Linked DNA regions of Homo sapiens: region 2 is linked to region 1. Evidence: chromatin loops called from intact Hi-C (ENCODE). Cell type or tissue: gastrocnemius medialis. All regions are shown on one strand. Links, peaks and the distances in the headings refer to the core of each region. The heading gives the core; the rest is flanking DNA.

Region 1 (9,998 bases), core at 1,999-9,998:
ATTATTTATGCTGCATTATTTATGCTTTCTGTGTTTTATGTTAAGATAGAGCTGCATATATTTTTCTGATAATTTTTGAGCCCCTGGGTGAAAGTACTTGGTTATGTATACTGTGTATTTCTTTAATGCAGACATATACACATTTTCCTAGATTGTCTTTAAAGAGAAGTTTGATTAAAATTCTTCTTCATTTCAGAAGACACTAGACACTGGATTTTATTAAATGTCAGTCGAGTACAGTTAATATGTGTTTTAATAATTTTTGAGGTTGAAAAATGTAGTCATTTATTATCAGCTGAGGGTACTGGAGGAATAATACTACTGTTAATCTTGAACATAGAATGATCAAAAAAGAAAAAAGCAACCATTCAAAGTTGGAAGAATGTGACTTTTCAGAGTAAAGAATGTTCCATAGAATATGGTTAATAGTCTTTATCTAGAGTTAAAGTGATATACTGATAAAAAGCTGTCCTGCTGAAATGAGAAAATAAGGCATTTCCAAAGTAACCAGGACACAAACCAAGGATAGCTAGAGTTAAGCATGCCATTGATCCTGTCATTTTATTTTTACTGTTTGTTGATGTGAAGTTTTCTCAAGACCTCCAAGCCCATAGAAAGCCGGTCGTTTAAGTTTTCATTGTAGTGGACAGTAGTATTAAAATGGAAATGTATGTATTTGACTTAAAGGTGATTTGAAACTTGGTGGTGGGTGAACTACTGAGAATTTAGTATATTGATGTCATTTTTTAGATTGTGTACAGAATCAACAGCTAGAATATGGCTGTTGCTTATATTAGAAAAATACAAAAACTCAATTTTTCTTTATAATTTATTAAGTTTGTTATACGGGTATCTCAAGTGTACAATGAAGAAAGATGTGGCTGAAGTGATTTAATACTTTTCTAAGAATTATAGCTCATTAGTTACTCTAGTCACTATTTTGAGATGGGTTTGGTTTCATATTATAAATATGAAATCCAAATGTATTGGAAAACATACTTGATTTTAAATTCTTGTTGGAAGATTGAGTGGTATGTATTTTCAGTTAAATATCCTAAAAACTTACAGACAGCTCATTGCCCAATGGTATTTAAATGGTCTGATTTTTGAATTCTTTCAAACAATAACTAGGAGATACCCCTCTTAGCAATAGTGATTATCTTGCCTAATGCTTGTATCACAAAGTTTAAATATATAAAATCCTTGCTTTCTTTCCTATCATAAAATAGTACATGATTATTCTTCCAATTCGGAAAAATGTGAAAAAGCACAAGAACAGAAAATAAAATACCTTAAAGTCTCACTGCCTAGAGATTTTTTTTATGTGTTTCCTCATCTACACATTAATTAAAAATGTAATTTTACTGTTCCATTTATCTTTTTTCAATTAACAGTAGATCATGAAGATCTTTCCTTACCTATAAATATTTTTAGTGGCTGCAGAAGATTCCATTGTATAGAGAAGTACAGCAATTTATTTAACTAGGCCTCATTTTTTGCTATATTTAAACAATACTCTGTAGGTCAATATACATATACATGTACATACAGTAAGCCCTCTATCCATGTTCTATTATCTGTGGGTTCAACCAGATCAAAAATATTCAGAAAAAATGATTGTGTTTGTACTGAGCTAGTACCAATTTCATTTTTCTTGTCATTATTCTCTAAACAATATGGTATAACAACTATTTACATAACATTTACATTTATTAGGCATTATAAATAATCTAGAGATGATTTAAACTATTTGGGAAGATGTATGTAGGCTACGTGCAAATACTACACTGTCTTTTATAAGGGGCTTGATCATCCGTGGATTTTGATATCTCAGGGGGATCATGGAACCAATTCCCCATGGATACTGAGGGATGACTTTATATCTGAGAACATACATTTATGGAGATATCTCATTATTTCCTTAGATAAATTCTAAGGAAATATTGGAATCAAAAGATATACACATTTTAAATGCTAATATGTTATAATGTTTTTAAATTATGAGATTATTTTATGGGCAAAGATATAACTACAAAGATTTAGAAATAGCTTATATTTCTAATGATGCATATTCATTATTGAAAAATAGAGAGAAACATAAGGATGAAAGTGAAAATACCTTTTATTATTCTATCAGCCAGATATAATTGCTAGTGATATTTTGGTGTAATTTCTTATAGAAATTATATATATATAACTTTAGAACAAAATTTGGATTATTTTATATACATATATGTATGTGTATATATATGTATATGTGTATATATAATATATATGTCTGTGTATACACACATATACACACATATATGTATGTGTGTATATATATAACATATAAATACAAATATAACATTTTGAATTCATCTAATTCTTATTAATATTGGTAGACAATTCTGAAGCTTTTTAAAGAACTATATCCCTATGGCTGCCACAAATGGAACACCAACTCAGATTGGCTTAAACCATTAGAAAATGTATTATTTCTTCTAACTGAGAATCCAGGGGAATGACTTCCTTTTCACATTAGAGTGAGATGCTCCTCCGTGCTATCAAGGACCAGTTTCTGTCACTCCTCTCTGCTGTCCTTGGCTTTGTCTTCCTCCTAAGGCTGATTCCACTTGTGGTTGCAACTTTACCTCCAGGGGGCAATCTGGGCTACCAGATTCCTTGCTCAAGCCAGCAGAGGGAGAACCTCTTGCTCAACCATGGACTGTATGTCCTACCCTTTATGCATACTCTTGAACATGATGGTTGCTAGGGATTTATTGGCTCAGATCACGGTTTCCCAAACTTCCCTGATGACAAGGATGAACTGCAGCTCTTGCTAAAAATAATATAGTGTCTGGCCTGCTTGCTGGAGATTATAATTCACTGGGTCTGGGAAGGGGCCTGGGAATTTGAATTTTTAACAAGTACCCTGAGTGATTATTGTCATTAGGGGGGTTTGAGATTTACCATAGTGGAATGGATATTGATGAGTTACATGCACGTCCACCACAGAACTGAGGTGTTTGTTGGCTGTGGTTTTCCAACCAGGAGACAGTACTTGGGTAGCATTTATTTATTTATTTAAAACTGAATTTATTTTTATATAATTTAAATGTGTTGGCTTTTCATATTTTACCCTTTACTACTATTTATAGGTTACTTTTTGCAAACACAATTTAATAAGGACTGGTTGGGGGGTAAAAATCACTTTATTAGAATAATTTTACATATAAAGAGTTATTTTTGTGGGAAAGGTCTCTAGTAAGAACAAATTCAGAATATTTACAAGTGAAAAACCTCATCCTGAGTGATTTGAATGATATCAAATCCTGATGTATATGAGGTATCACATCATCATCCACATCGGGGTCATAAGGAACATAATTGATTACTGGAGTTGGCAATTGTGAAATCGCTTTTGCAACTTAACTAAGTAGAAGTTGGAATTCTCAGTAGTTTTTTTTCTTTCAGAAAAGAATATTCTCATAAATATGTTACTTGCCTTTAGAAAAAAATTGGAACAATTAAGTACGAAATCAAAGGGACTGTTGACTTTTGAATATATAGTTTGTTGTTCTTAAAAAGGTATATGTAAATGATGATCTTGACTTCTTTATTAGGGCCTGAAATAACTACTCTTTCCACTTTAACAATCACCCTAGAGCTGCAGCTTTGGAACAGTTCAAGTCTCTTGGTGCTGAGCCCTTGGAGGTGGACTTGAAGGAATCTGGTGAGGGACAAGGAGGATATGCAAAAGAGATGTCCAAAGAGTTCATTGAAGCTGAAATGAAACTCTTTGCTCAACAATGCAAGGAGGTAGACATCCTTATCAGCACAGCACTTATTCCAGGTATGCCATTAAGTAAACGGTTATTTTAAAAGCACTTTTACTCTTTTTTTTTAAAAAAAAGCGAGAGTGAATGATTGCTTAACATTTGAATTTCTTTAAGGAAGGATCTAGTACTTTCTATTATAAAAGTACTAGAAAACGAGAAAATATATGACAAAATTCATAGTCATTAATAATTTCCTTCAAGTATTTTTTCTGTGAAAAAATTTTTTTTTTGAGATGAAGTCTTGCTCTTGTTGCCCAGGCTGGAGTGCGGTGGCATGGTCTCAGCTCACTGCAACCTCCGTCTCCTGGGTTCAGGCGATTCTTCTGCCTCAGCCTCCCAAGTAACTGGGATTACAGGTGTCCACCACCACGTCTGGTTAATCTTTATGTTTTTAGTAGAGTCGGGGTTTTGCCATGTTGGCCAGGCTGGTCTCAAACTCCTGACCTCAGGTGATCCGCCCGCCTTGGTCTCCCAAAGTGCTGGGATTACAGGCGTGAGTTACCACGCCTAGCCCTTTTGTGAATTTTTATATAAATTCATAGATTATACTGTGTGTACAATGTTTTTTTTTTTTTCCGAAGAATAAAACGCCATTTATTTAGAAAAGATTATTATTACTATTATTTTCTCTGCAACTTAAACAACTTCAATAGCTTTTGGGGAGCAGGTGGTGTTTGGTTGCATAGAAAAGTTCTTTAGTGGTGATTTCTGAGATTTTGGTGCACCTGTCACCTGAGCAGTATACACTGTACACAATGTTTAGTCTTTTATCCCTCACCCCCCCTCCCACTCTTAACCCCTGAGTCCCCAAAGCCCATTATATCATAGCTTAGCTTCCACTTTTAACAATGTTTAGTTTTTAATTCCTGAGTTACTTCACTTAGAATAATGGTCTCTAACTCCATCCAAGTTTCTGTGAATGCCATTATTTTGTTCCTTTTTGTGGCTGAGTGGTATTCCATGGTGTGTGTATATATGTATATGTATGTTTATCTACTCGTTGGTTGATGCGCATTTAGGCTGGTTTCATATTTTTGCAACTGTGAATTGTGCTGCTATAAACATGTGTATGCAATGTCTTTTCTATATAATGACTTCTTTTCCTCTGGGTAGATACCAAGTAGTGAGACTGCTGAATCAAATGGTAGTTCTACTTTAGTTCTTTAAGGAATCTCCATGCTGCTTTCCATAGTGGTTGTACTAGTTTACATTCCCACTAGCAGTGTAAAAGTGTTCCCTTTTCACTACATCCATGCCAACATCAGTTATTTTTTGATTTTTAAATTATGGCCATTCTTGCAGGAGTAAGGTGGTATCTCATTGTAGTTTTGATTTGCATTTCCATGATCATTAGTGATGTTGAGCATTTTTTCATATGTTCGTTGGCCATTTGTATATCTTCTTTTGATAATTGTCTATTCATGTCCTTTGTCCACTTTTTGATGGGATTATTTATTTTTTTCTTGCTGATTTGTTTGAGTTCCTTGTAGATTCTGGATATTAGTCATTTGTCAGATGCATAGTTTGTGAAAATTTTCTCCCATCCTGGGTTGTCTGTTTACTCTGATTATTTCTTTTACTGTGCAAAAGCTTTTTAGTTTAACTAAGTGCCATCTATTTGTCTTGGTTTTTGTTACATTTGCTTTCTGGTTCTTGGTCATGAACTCTTTGCCCAAGCCAGTGTCTAGAAGAGTTTTTCTGATGTTATGTTCTAGAATTTTTATCGTTTCAGGTCTTAGATTTAAGTGTTTGATCCATTTTTGAGTTAATTTTTGTATAAGGTGAGGGGTGAGGATCCAGCTTCATTCTTCTGCATGTGGCTTGCCAATTATCCCAGCACCATTGCTTGATGTATGTACAATATTATATTCATAAGCAGGTTCCTCTGCTCAAACCCTTGATAAATTGATTGTTAATTTATTTACATTTTCTTTGTTAAGATACTACCTTCTCCTTGTAGGAAATTCAAACTGTGGTGATAAATAAGAAAAAAAATACAGATCATTTGAAGTTCTACCAGAGAGATGACTGTTATTAATATTTTGATCATATTTTTCTATATATGTGAGAGAGAGGGGACTTTGTATGTATATGTATTTATGGAATTTTCAGTGTATATTTTTACTTATGGGAATGACCCTTTGTCAGTTTTAAATTATTTCCTTTGACATGTTTTCAGCCAAATTGTGAGCTTTTTGATGGTAGGAATTACTTTCTAGTCCCTTTACAAATCTCCTTCTAAAGAGTATTTTGTACTCAGTGCATGACTGATGTCAAACCAATAAGTGTTTATTAATCAGTAAGCAGTAGCTTGATCTAACAAGATTTGGGAGTGAAGAAACTGTCCACCTTTTATAGTCTCACCTCTTCTCTTCACCTATCCTTTCCTTTTGTTATTGAATAATGAATACCATACTGACTCTAATTTTTTCCTTTCTGAAAGAAAGTGGGTCATATAATGAGAGCTTAAAGGGTTCTTGGTTGCTTATGTTAGATCCTAGTGAAGGAGCCTCACTTTCTCTGAGGTGCTGTGGAGAATTAGAATTTGCTTTGTCATGAGGCTATGAAAGAGGAGAAACTCTCCTCCAGTAGCTTCCCCCACAACAAAAAACCTGGCTAATATAAACCCAAGGACAAAGAATTGATTGGCATCAGATCTGTGAGCTTGTTGGGGAAAACAAGCCTTCCAAATGTGTTTTTCTTTCTGTCCTCTGTTAACCCAGGTGATAGGTGAGCTCGTCTCTCCAGATAACCGCATCCCCCCAGAGCGGCTAGATGAAGCAGACAGGTAGGAGTCTGATATGGGGGTTTCGGCAGGGCTCAGGCAATGGGAGCATCTGTAAGTGTAGGAATGAGGCCTGTGGTTGGTTTCTGGAGGTGCATGCAGATCAGACAAACCCCGGACCCAGGATAGTGTTTGTGAAATCTGTCAGTGAAGACATAACTCAGGCACAAGCAGTGTCAGGAGAGCACTTCAGGATTCATCCTTTCCTTGTGTGGCAGTGGCTCCTGGCTCAGCTGTTTCACAGGTGGTTCTGAGGAAGGAATGGGGTGACATATGCTGCAGCCACCATCTGACCTCTGAGAGGCAGCTGCGCATTAGCGGGGAAGTTATGAGAGGATTAGATGTAACAAGTGGCCAGTAGAGGGTGCTAAAACATTTACTCATGGAGTAAGCCATGTGGATAGGAAGCTAGTTTTATTTAGTCAACTCATACTCTAAAGAGCTAGGGATAATTTGAATAGAGTATATAGATTTATTATTGATTACAGAGCTAGATGTCAGTGATAGTACTCAAGATTTATTTTATAAACACATACTGACTTTCAGGGCCTTCCCCTCTCCCCATAATATTTTATTTTTTATAAGTAGTTTATAGTTAGCATACTTTAGTAAAAGGTCAGACTGTATGACAGTCTTGAAGACTAGTTGAAGAAGTTTTATTAATCTGTTCCACTAAGCCTTTCTTGTTTTCTGAAGCCACGATCTGAAGATTAATGTGAACATTAAATTTACAGAAAGTCCTTGATCAGTACCTCAGCCCAGAGCTCACCCTCAAAAGGCTGGCTGAAAAAGGCCTTCAGTTTCTTTTGGGAAAAAAAAAAAAAAAAAAAGGGAAGAAAGAAAAAAGTGAATTAGAATATTATATGGAAGAAGGTGATTTTTCTAAAGATCTTTCCTATCTCTGGGGCACTGAAAACGGAAAGCATGAGCATTTAACAAAAATGACTGAAAGAGTACATGAAGGTACAAATGCCCTTTGGAAAACAATATCCTTGGCATTATACCTTTACTGGTTTATGTCCTGAGCCTTTGCCTGGGTCCCCTGATGATGTATCTGACTCTTGAATGACCCTCAGAGCAGAAATTGTTCTGAAGTTTTCCTTGAGTGGATTCAAAGGGGATTAAGTCAAATGTCAGAAATTCTCTAAGCTAAGATTTATAGACTGAGATCCCTGGAAGGCTGGACTGAAGGCCTGGTGTGGATAAGAATGTTGAGAGGCAGACACAGGTAAGTAACTAGTTTCAGGGAGCAACTTTACGGAGTTAGTAAATTTTTATTGTCCTAGGTATACGTCACTTGGTGGTCTTGAAAAAACAATGAACTTGTACTTACGTAGATTGTATGTGGAATGAGATAGTTCTGTAGCTAGCTAGTTGTTATGCTGCCTGATATCTTAAACCGTCATCTCACCCCCCTATTGGGTTGAGTGATGGGTTAAAGGTGAGAATTTCACTTAATGCAGGTAACTTGAGGATGGGGCCAAGCTGACAGCCCCGCTTTGTGGTGCTGTGCACACAAAGAAAAGCTCTCTACTTTCCTGTCCAGCTCGTTGACCTTTGGGGCTACCATTAAAAAGTAAGGCAGCCCTGCTGTCTGGTAATGTTCAGGCTGTGCTCATAATCTTTTCTGCTAAGCCTTTTGAGACACAGGATTTTTTAGCATCCCTAGTGATCTGAAACCCTTTTAGAGAAACTTTTCATAGACATAGAATAGTTAATCAGGAAGGGACTGAATCAGGTTGAAAATCTGATAAGTACGTTGGGGAGGGGAGTATGGTGTGGGGTGAGAAGGAATCATGGTGATTTTGCACTGACTGTGTCTTGGGCAAATTTCACCTAAGTTCCAATGAGAATGAAGAGAACTATGGAGCACATGCTAAGTCCTATACCTTCCCAGCTCTCCCGTTTCCCACCTCAGGTCTAGTCCTTACTAATTTAGGGGAACCATAGCTATTCTAAGGCCTGGGTTTTTGTTTAGCAATGATGACAGTAGCTTGGGCGACTTGGGTTCCCAGCATCATTAGATGAAACAAGCCATCTAAACTGAACAGAGTTGGATCATAGTCTCCCACTCCCCAATTACCTGTGGTATAAAGTTTGCATTCCTTGGAGGTATTTCTTGGCTTTCATTATCTGGTCCTGATTTAGCTTTTGGGTCTGGTGTTAAACTAATATCTTATTCTCTGGGCCTGATTTCAGCCATGTTGACTGCTATTATCTCCTCAAATGGGCCAAGATACTTTTTTGCCTTTGCACATATTGCTCCTTCTCTTTGGAATACTATCCTTGCCCTTCCCTGCTTTTTGAAATCCTACTCAACTCAATTACTACATCCTCCATAGTTTCTATTGCCTCCTGCTCAGCAGTAGTGTTCTTTTTTCTTTTTTCTGCACTCAAAGAACTTTGCTTGTTCTTCCTATTACAGCAGTGCTTAGTCCCATCATTCCTCAGTTATCTTGTCTCCCAGTGAGTGCAGCAGGAGTCTTTGATTTATGCCAGCGCTTGGCATAGTGGTTTGTACACAATGGTGGCTTAGCAAATGTTGCTGAACTAATAATTCTGGATACCTTCCTTAGGTCTTGGTTGGTACAGTTCCTTTCATTTTTTTCAGTGCTGTCCCCAAATTCTTATAGAACACTCTGTTGGTTCACTTTTGGATAGGAACATTGCAGAGGCTAATTTAAGCTTGGGAACTTAACTTTCTTAAATTATTCAAAACTGGAACACATGCCCAGTCTGCAGTTTGAGGTGGCTGGCTAGCTAGACCTCTCAGGAGATAGAATTAGGAAGTAGTGGAAGGGCTGTTTGGGAATTAGAAAGTGTCCTGTCAGAGAGGAAGGAACATATTCATTGCTTGATTGTAAATTAAAATACCTTATGCCATATGTACTTGTGTCTCTTTTTAGGCACAATCCAGATTAGGGTGGCCATACTTTTTGTTTTTATCTATACTTGTTAGGATCTGTAAAATACACCCCTCAAAGGATGTGGACTTCTGTGGTAATTTTCCATGTCTCTGGAGAATTGGGTGGGAGGTGTTTTCCTCCAATATGCAAGTTCCTTACATATATGAACCTGAGATGTTGCTTTGTTCTCCATCTGTCTTGTTAAATTTATCTTTCATATGGAGTGGAAATATAGCGCAAAAGAATGACTTTCCATAGTAATTGTTGAAACCTGTGCTTTCGGGCAAGAGAGTGATTGATACAAGAATAACTATACTCTCTAGTTGTGTAATTCCACAAAGAAATATTGTTTTTGATGACTAAAGTTTTTCCCAAAAGTAAGGATTTATTATTCATTTTCTTATTCTGTATGCATTATGATCATAAAGGACAAAACTATATGCTATAGATCAGTTATTCCCAATTCTTTTATATTACTTTTTTTGT
Region 2 (9,101 bases), core at 1,102-9,101, 53 kb after region 1:
AGTGGTGTTTTACATGTGTAATCCTAGGTAAAGAAGTTAAGTTGTTAATGAACAAGCCATATTCTGGTCTTAGTCTTACTATTTAGATTTTGCTGTTCCTGGATTAGCGTCAACTCAAATATTATCGACTCATTTTAGAAAAGGAAAATGTGTTATTCCAAATTCTTGGAGATTTATTAATGGGGAAATCGGATGTCTTGTTTCTCTGTGGTTTGATTTGAGGAAAGAGGTCAAGCGAAGCATTTTAACTACATCAAGTTGTATCTTTTTGGTTTCCGGTCACACTGAATAAAAACAAAAGGTCTTAAAAGAGAGGCCTTGAAGAGCAAGACCAAGTAATAAACCTGTGCCCTGGTTACTGTTTTGCTGAGTTAGCTGAGTTAGCCAGTCAGAGTACTTGTGCTGGACTGGATGCAGAATCTTAATCTCTGGCTGGAATGTCCCAGCTACTAGTAGTGGTGAAAGAAACTTAGATGATGAAATCAGGGGGCTACCTTAATTGTATTAGTGTCGGCAGTTAATTGTATTAGTGTCAGCTGCACTTTATTTCTTCCTTCCTTTGTTTCCTACACTTCCTTTCTTGTCTCACTCCTTCTCCACTCCTTCCTCCAATCTATAGTCTGTGTTTGTCAAATATATAGAATCAAAATACTATTTTGTGGTGGGACCAGCATTTCTGTGACAAGATTTTCATGTTTATTGAGAGTCTTAGATGAATTGAAGGTAGAAGATGAGAAAAGTCATTGACTTTATTTTTAAATTTTTGTATAAGAAGTCTACTTTTTAGTTACTTATTCCAATTTTTACATAGGATATTAAGCTGTGCTTTTTAAAGCCATCATTTTGCTGCTGAGAACATTTGTAGGCCTGCAAGTGAAAATGATATGTTAAACAACGTTTTATGATTTTCCTAAAAAGAAACTGTTTTCTCTATTTAGTCCAGATGTGAAAAAGTGTAATGTATTCGTAATGCCCTCTTTCACCACATAAATATTTAGGAGATGGGTGGCAATCATAATAGAGAAAGAAAAATGCCTTTCATGTCTTAATTATCCTTAGGGAAGGGAAGGATTAATTTGGCATACCTCTCTTGTTACCTGTTGATCAGCCTAGGTTAACCAGACATCTTGGAAAATCAGTCCAGTGTTAAATAGGTGGATGTGGAGTGAAGAACATCGTGACTGTAGTGTAGCTTGAAGGAAGGCAGCATCTTAAGGGAAATGTCAAAGGAAATAAGAGAGATGGGAAAAATGATCTGAAAGGAAAAAGGATAAGACAAATGAATTTTTTGTTTCTGATCTGATTAAAATTAGAATTTTATCTATGAGGACATGATATAAACTACTGTTGTAGGATGATTTCTGTGACAGTGCTTGGGAAGAGTAATTATTTGATGAAAGGTTTAAGAGAAATATTTAATTATACATATATGAATAGTTTTTCAGTTCTACATTTTTTATTGAAGTAATTGTGTGAATAGGACCAAAGCCTTTTCATGAGAGAGCTTTTCATTGCTTCACATAATTATTAACATAGTTCAAATAATTTTATAAATTTATTAATAATTTATTATGTAGGATCAGAATAAGATTATTAATTCAGTCTAGTTTCTCTATTTGTAAGTTATTTATAGTCATCTTTCTTTCATATTAAAGGTAAAATATATTAATATATTGTAGTTTTTTTTTACTATAGTATGTTGAATTTTCAACATGAACTTTGTAACAAATTATGTAAATCTTCCATTTGAATTAAATGGAAGAGGACTATTCTTGCTAAAATTATGACAGCAGATCATCATATTTTTCTGTGTGAATTTTTTTTATTGAAAGAGATTTGTAGAAACTTTGTGATTTTGCTTTGTGCGTGTGTTAGCTTTTCACAGGAGAAATGCAAATTTTCTTTACGAAGTTAGGAATATGTATATACATAGATGCTAGCTTTTTTCCTTTTTTTTTTAAAGGGCAAACGTCTGTTTGAACAAGAGATGGCTGCAGCAGTTACCTCATATTTTAATGAAATAAATCTGTATTTACAGTTTGCAGTAATTTAGTCCTTTCATCACTCTGTGGAGCTCCCACGGTGTTCATTGAGTACAGCTGCTGGGCCTCTGGAGTTAGCAGGTCTTTGTGCCTCAGGACCCCAGCATGCCTAGCATCCAGATGTGGTGACATATTCACACACATCCCCTGTGGAAATGTGCCAGTGTGGACATATGATTGTCATCAATTAGTTATACCCAAGTGGTGCCAAGAAAAATCGCATCTGTCATACAGTCTGTCTGGCTTCATGGCCCATGATTGATTTAGAGACACTCCTGTTTTCCTTTACTTTGCCCATAGTCATAATATGCTCACGAGCTAAGATTATATAATGAAGCACATGACATTTCATGACAAGAACTCATTTTAGAATGTCATGAAAGTTCACTGGCTTAGACTTTTGTTAGTGGCCAAGATATCATTTGCTTCCCAGTAGCCCAGAATGCCTGTATAGCTTACCTAACTTCTGCTTGATGTCTAAAAGGATTTTATGACAACAATCTTACGACGTAAGAGCCACAGATATTTTGTCTTTTTCCTTCCCAATTTTTGGACTGATTATATGATAGGCTTTTCATTATAAGGCAGAGATAATGTTCCCATTGAGTAATTAGGGAGGGGTAGAATATGCCTGTAATCCCAGCACTTTGGGAGGCTGAGGCAGGCAGACCAAGAGGTCAGGAGATCAAGACCATCCTAGCTAACATGGTGAAACCCCGTCTCTACTAAAAATACAAAAGATTAGCCAGGCATGGTGGCGGGCACCTGTAGTCCCAGCTACTCGGGAGGGTGAGGCAGGAGAATGGCGTGAACCCAGGAGGTGGAGCTCGCAGTGAGCCAAGATCGTGCCATTGCACTCCAGCCTGGGTGACAGAGCGAGGCTCCTTCTCAAAAAAAAAAAAAAAAAAAAAGAAAGGGGTAGAATTTTTTTATTATAATTACTGCTTGATTTTCTTTCTATAAATCATTGCTTGAATTATCACAGAAGTCATTTGAATTTATTGAACAACTTTCAACTTATTTTTTTTAATTATTATTTTGTTTTTGAGATGGAGTTTCACTCTTGTCACCCAGGCTGGAGGGCAGTGGCATGATTTCAGCTCACTGCAACCTCTGCCTCCCGGGTTCAAAGCAATTCTCCTGCCTCAGCCTGCCAAGTAGCTGGGACTACAGGCGCATACCACCACACCTGGCTAATTTTTGTATTTTTGGTAGAGACGGGGTTTCGCCACGTTGGCCAGGCTGGTCTTGAACTCCTCACCTCAAGTAAACTGCTTGCCTCAGCCTCCCAAAGTGCTGGGATTACAGGCGTGAGCCACCGCACCCGGCCTCAACTTCTTTGATTGACTAGCTGATGTTATGTATTGCTTTCATGTTAATGTTCTGCTATATCCTTCTACTAATAACTTACTGAGAAATTTATTGCTAGGTACTGAGCATACAAGGATGCGTAAGTCCAGTCCTCAAAAGTTTATAGTTATGAAGAAATCTCTATTAACAGATCAATCAATGAATGAATTCCATTTAATGTGATAGTATGCTAAGACAAGTAGAGTAGTAGTAAGAATGCAAGGAGTAGTTAGCTGTCCAGGAGATATTTTAAACTTTTTACAACCTGAAATATCTTGCATGTTTTTAAAAATAAATATTTTCATTTATTTTTTATGTACTGTCTAAACACATCTAGCTGCCTGTGGTATTTGCAGTCTAATAATGTTTTACAGTCTTGTGTAATATGGCTATAAGTTTAAATACATATTATTTTTACTTAGAAATTGATTCTTTGAAGACACTTGAAAATATAAAATATTTTGTCCATCTAACTGTCTAACTGGATTCTTTTTTTTTTTTTTTTTTTTTTGTTGGAATCTTGCTCTGTCACCTAGCTTGGAGTTCAGTGGTGTGATCTCGGCTCACTGCAACCTCCGCCTCCTAGGTTTAAGCGATTCTCCCACCTCAGCCTCCCAAGTAGCTGGGATTACAGGCATGCGCCACCACGCCTGACTAATTTTTGTATTTTTAGTGGAAATGGGATTTCATCATGTTGGCCAGGCTGGTCTCAAACTCCTGACCTCAGGTGATCTGCCCACCTTGGCTTCCCAGAGTGCTGGGATTACAGGCGTGAGCCACCACACTCAGGCAGGATTTTCCTGTTTTTCATGGATAAGTATGATTCAGATAAACAAAGTCCAGCCTTCTTGGATTTGTTATGTTTTTGGGTGGAGGAAGAGTCAAGGCTTGCAAATTGGTAAAGCAATAAAGTCATGTATTTCTGACGAGAATAGAAACTAGGCCAGTTAAAATTATCTTGTATAGTATTTGAGTAACGAAATAGACATTATTTAGCAGTTTCATGTCAGCTTTGTAATACTTTTATAAAATAAAGATACCACTATTCATATCCATAACCATTCATTGAACAAATAATTATAATATATACTACTCTTTCCTAAGCTACTGTTGTAGGTCCAGGGGATACCTCAGTGAAGACAACAGCTGAAAATTCCTGGTCTTATGGAATTTACATTAGTTAATTAATTGATTAATTAATAGGCTTCAAGATAATCTGACTTGGAGATTATAAGCCCATTTGTCTCCCAATTTCAATGCTACTTGAAACACCAGAGAACAGCTGTAACATAGGTTATTGTATCAGAGTTTCAAAGTTATAGCTGCCACTATTTGGCCTTGAATTAGCCAGCGCTTTTGGTTTTCTCAAAGAATGTGGTGTGTTTCTTTGCACTTTGCATTGGGGCTGCCTTCTCGAAAAACATGGTGGCAGGATAGTGGGTATGGGTTATTCGTGTAACTGGTCAAATGAGTGAAACTTTGATGGAAGAGAGGAAAACCAAAGAAAGTATGTGCATTCACTCACATCTATGTTCAACCTATTGTGTGGAGTTGCTAGTAATCTCCCAGATCAAAGGTGTCTGTTATGCTCCTAGAAAGTGGCCACCTTCATCCCAGATTGGCTTTATCTTGTCCACAGCATATTGGTATGGTGGAAAGAACAGAAGACTGCATTAAAGCCTGTGCTTTAGGTGCTTTGTAAAGCCTCTTTTGGTCATACCACTCTAGGATGCATTCCTTATAAACTCTTGTCACAGGCATTCCTGTGATCTGAGGAAAAAACTTTCACTGTTGATGAAATCATTGTCACTGACCATCAGGGTGATTTTTGGCTTCTGGTTTTAGTATTAGTTACAGGAAACTCTTTGAGCTGAGTTTTTACAATGAAGTTCATGTGAACAAATAAATAAGGATCTTGCTTATAAATAATTTTCATTTTATTGAGCTCATTAGCCATTGCATTCCAGCAGCCATTTAATAGCATCATAAAAATTATTCAGACAGAAAGATGAAATTATGTATAATTTTAACTAAATCTCTATAATATGCCAGAATGTAATATTCAAGAGTTAGTTGCAAATTGAATTTTTTTTTTCTGGTATCATTCTTCATAATCTTGTTGCCTATTTTAAAATCAAAACAGTGTCAGTAGTCATACAGTTTCTATTCTGGGCCTGGTAGTTGGATTTGGTTAAGCGATGGGAAAGCCAGATTTGGGCACAATCTATAATTACTCTCCTCAGGATGGAAAAGGTAGTTTTGGGACATGGTTTTATAGAGGACTGCGTTGATGTTTGCACCAGACCATCTGAGCTGATCCTTCTTAGGTGACAGCTCATCTCTTTGGGTGGCCTCAGTGTCACAGGCCACATGTACAGATGGAAAATGTGACTGTAGCCTGTCAAATATTTCCTGATTCACATTCATAAGACAAGGTCTATTATTCTGCATTAGAAAAATTGTTCCCCTGAGATATTTTCGTAAGCTTTCTTTCATAATTTTTTTTTTTTTTTTCTGAAGAAGGGAAGGCCATGGATGAACAACAGAATTCAGAAACAGAGTAGCAGTTCAGCCCTTATTTGCCTTCAAAAAAAGAAAAGTACAAAGTGTTCTCTAATTCTGGCTTTTAGAAAGTTCTAGGAAGTTAAATGAACACTTTTTTTTCACTATGAATTATATGAGTGAATTCATCAGAACGGCTGCTTCTAAGAAGGATTTTGGTGGTTTTAGAAAGGTAGGTGTTTATTCCTTTGCCTGGGAAGCCTCACCAGAGATGTTGACTCTACAACCCATCTCATTCGTTAGTTTTTGTGGACAGCAGTTGCCTCATCGGGAATTTTTTTTTTTCACTTCCTTACCATGTTTCCCTTCGGATGGATAGACTAGCCCGACCCAGTTGGTCCAGGCCTTTTCACTACCAAGGATAATTTATCTAACAGGAACAATTACCCTGCTGACACCATGATTTGGAAATTTTTATTCAGAACTGATTCACTAAAATGATTGCTTAAAAAAAAAACCTTTTCCTTGTAGTTTTAATAAGTATGATTTATAACTGTCACCAGAAGTTCTGATCAGCATGTGATAAACCAAAGAAACTTGCCTTTTCAGGGAGTCTATCATATTTTTCACAGGTGAAATGCATAATTAAATGTAAAAAAATACTGAATATAGTAATGAATCATTTGATTACCTCCAGAGACCCTCCTCAGAATGTAACACTGCCACATACAAACAAAATTCCAAAGGTCCTTGAGCTATAGCCCATACTACGGACTTTTTATTGTATCCACAGTGGAATTTCCAGCCTGTTTTTGGGACAAAACAGTGTGCAAACATTTTTGGTATAATTTCTAAATGAAGAGTTCCTACCTTAAGAAGCAGTTGGATTGGAAGATCTTTAAGTTCTATTTAAACCATTAAGGTTTTATAGATTTATAAATATTTATAGTTTTAAAACAGGAGAAGTTAGTAGATGTTTAACAAATGAGCCTTCTTTTTATTTTCTGTTTATGTATTTTGCCTAATTTGTCAACCTCCTAGAAGGTTATCATTAACATATTTAGAAAAATTGTGGGATGATAGTATTGGGAAGGCAGAATTCCAAAATGCTATCAGTGTACATTGCCCTATATCCAGCTTGATTTTAAAATGTAAAACAGAGTAAAATAAGGGAAAGTAACTGAACATTTGGAGTATGGACATAAATTTTGCATGGTGACTCACAAAACATGTAAGCAAATAGTTGAAGGTTGTAAAGAGCTTATTTTTTTTAAAAAAATCTGTTGATCCTTGTCACTATTTATAATAGCAAGAAGCTGAAAAATGGAAAAAGCACTCTAAATAGTTTAGAAAGGGGCCCAATTGTACTTACAGTTTCTTTGTGTAACTGTTGAATTGGGATGCTTGATTTAATTAAACATTCTTAATAGTTTATTGCTGAACTAGGTCTGGATATTTCCATAATACAAGAAGCAAAACATAGTTTATTTGAACAGTTGTGGTAGGACCCATGTGGTGAATGTTTTATATTCTTCAATAGCCTCACATGCCCAAGAAAACTGCTGCTGTGTACTCTGGTAGGACATATTGTCTCCATGGTCTGTGATCATGGAAACTTCTGTTGTTGTGTCCCCTTTAAAACATGTGGTATCTGAAATCTAATGTGAAGTTGTGAAAAACTCTAAAGAATGAGGTTCATGTCACCATATATTATAAAAGAGGCTTTTAAAAAATAGTACTTTTTGAATTGCTTCTTCTTCATATTTTACCAAGTATACTCAGTATTCGTGAATAGTTCTTGTATACACTTATATTAGTTTTTATTCTTCCTTGGTTAATTTAAAAGGTTCTGAAGATCAGGTTGTTTCATTTGAGTAGATTATTCTACTTTTTTTGAACTGTGCCTGGGTCTATTCTTAATTGATGACTGAAGCCTGAGCTTTTTTATTATCTAATGTTCCATGAAAGGCTCTATTGTTTTCATATTTGAGAGAGGAAAATAACAAATACTGTTGAATTTTTTTTTTTTTTGCTTCAAGATATTGAAGAGATTATCCTAATTTGATGACATTTGTTGTATCTGTCAACCAAGGAAACAACATTTTTGCCTAATCATATCTGTTAAATGGTTAAAAATGGCCTTTTGAAATTTGACTGTATCAAAATAAATGTGTATTTGAATGTTAGTTTTGTTCAAGTTTCCAGGGAGCCCAACGTTTATAATTATTGGCCTCAATCTAGATTGACTATACAGTTTTTTAGTATTTTTGATGTAGCTGCAAATACAAATAATTTCTGGCTTTTATTGGACTTTATTGATTTTTACTGGCATTACAAGATAAAAATTAGAAAAGCAACCCAGTAAGTGTTGACATTAAATCAACATTTGTTTTAATGTGAAAATGTATGCTTCTTTGTATTAAGTGATTATTAAAAATATGCATTTATTTGAAAAACAGATGAACATTTATATTATTATACAAAAATGTATTTGAACAGGATAATTGCTGTGTACATTTATTGAACAATTGTGTCTGCCAGGTGTTGGCCTAAAGCACTTTGTATGAAAAGCTTTTTATACAAACTACATCACTTAAATCCCTCAGTAGTCCTCTGAGGAGATTTTATTATCAATCCCATGGTACACATGAAAGAATGGAGGTACACAGAAGTAAATTGTTCAAATGCTTTGAACCTGGCAGTGGCAATCTAGAACTCTTAACTGCTACCCTATACTGCTTTTCTAAATCCTTTCTCTAAAAAGAGACATAGATAGTGTATAAATCAGTATACTTTATTGGGCACACTGTGTTGTTTAAAACCCCTTCTCTCCTTCTCTCTCTTGAATGGAGTCCTTGCAATAGAGTGGCAGGAACTGGTAAATAAGACATGGTTTGTTCCTATTCTCAAGGAACTCTTAGGAGAGCACAGTCATGTCAACCAGTTATGTTATTGTATAGTAAGAAGTAGATGCATAAAGGAAGAATTCTGAAAGCCTGCAAGATCTTTCTATGACCTCATTTTAGTTATTTTCCTCTGTAGAATCTTGTCATGGTCAGGGATAGCTCATTCTTTTTTAAGCATATACATAATAAAAGATAATGTTCATAGTTGAAAGAGAAGAACTAAAAGGTTGGTAGGCTTTGCATGTTGAAATTCTGGATATTCTTCATGTGATGATGGAATATCGATGAGCTTTGGCCATCA

The links. Hi-C counts contacts between places; a loop is a spot of excess contacts. Peaks named below come from ENCODE experiments on the same cell type or tissue, not always from the same donor. Only the 100,000 strongest peaks of a DNase experiment are listed, where the experiment ranks them.
Region 2: it touches region 1 in a loop (2.1-fold over the local background); 5 of 110 quality-filtered maps call a loop at or near these places.

Annotation. Positions count from the first base shown.
Region 1 is chr5:43,624,553-43,634,550 of GRCh38, forward strand. It overlaps NNT (nicotinamide nucleotide transhydrogenase), which reads left to right. Exons shown (of 22, transcript NM_182977.3): 7 at 3,648-3,835. Among named protein-coding and RNA genes, the nearest start is that of NNT-AS1, 26 kb to the left of the region's middle. RefSeq lists an enhancer at 6,735-7,029. In gastrocnemius medialis, for the core only: CTCF peaks have their summits at 2,643 (motif pointing right) and 6,960 (motif pointing right); DNase peaks (open chromatin) are centred at 2,689 and 6,869; H3K27ac peaks cover 6,168 bases.
Region 2 is chr5:43,678,328-43,687,428 of GRCh38, forward strand. The region is part of intron 19 of NNT (nicotinamide nucleotide transhydrogenase); the gene reads left to right. Among named protein-coding and RNA genes, the nearest start is that of NNT-AS1, 80 kb to the left of the region's middle. RefSeq lists enhancers at 2,665-2,834, 5,266-5,435. In gastrocnemius medialis, for the core only: no CTCF peak of the experiment used is centred there; a DNase peak (open chromatin) is centred at 5,744; H3K27ac peaks cover 5,812 bases.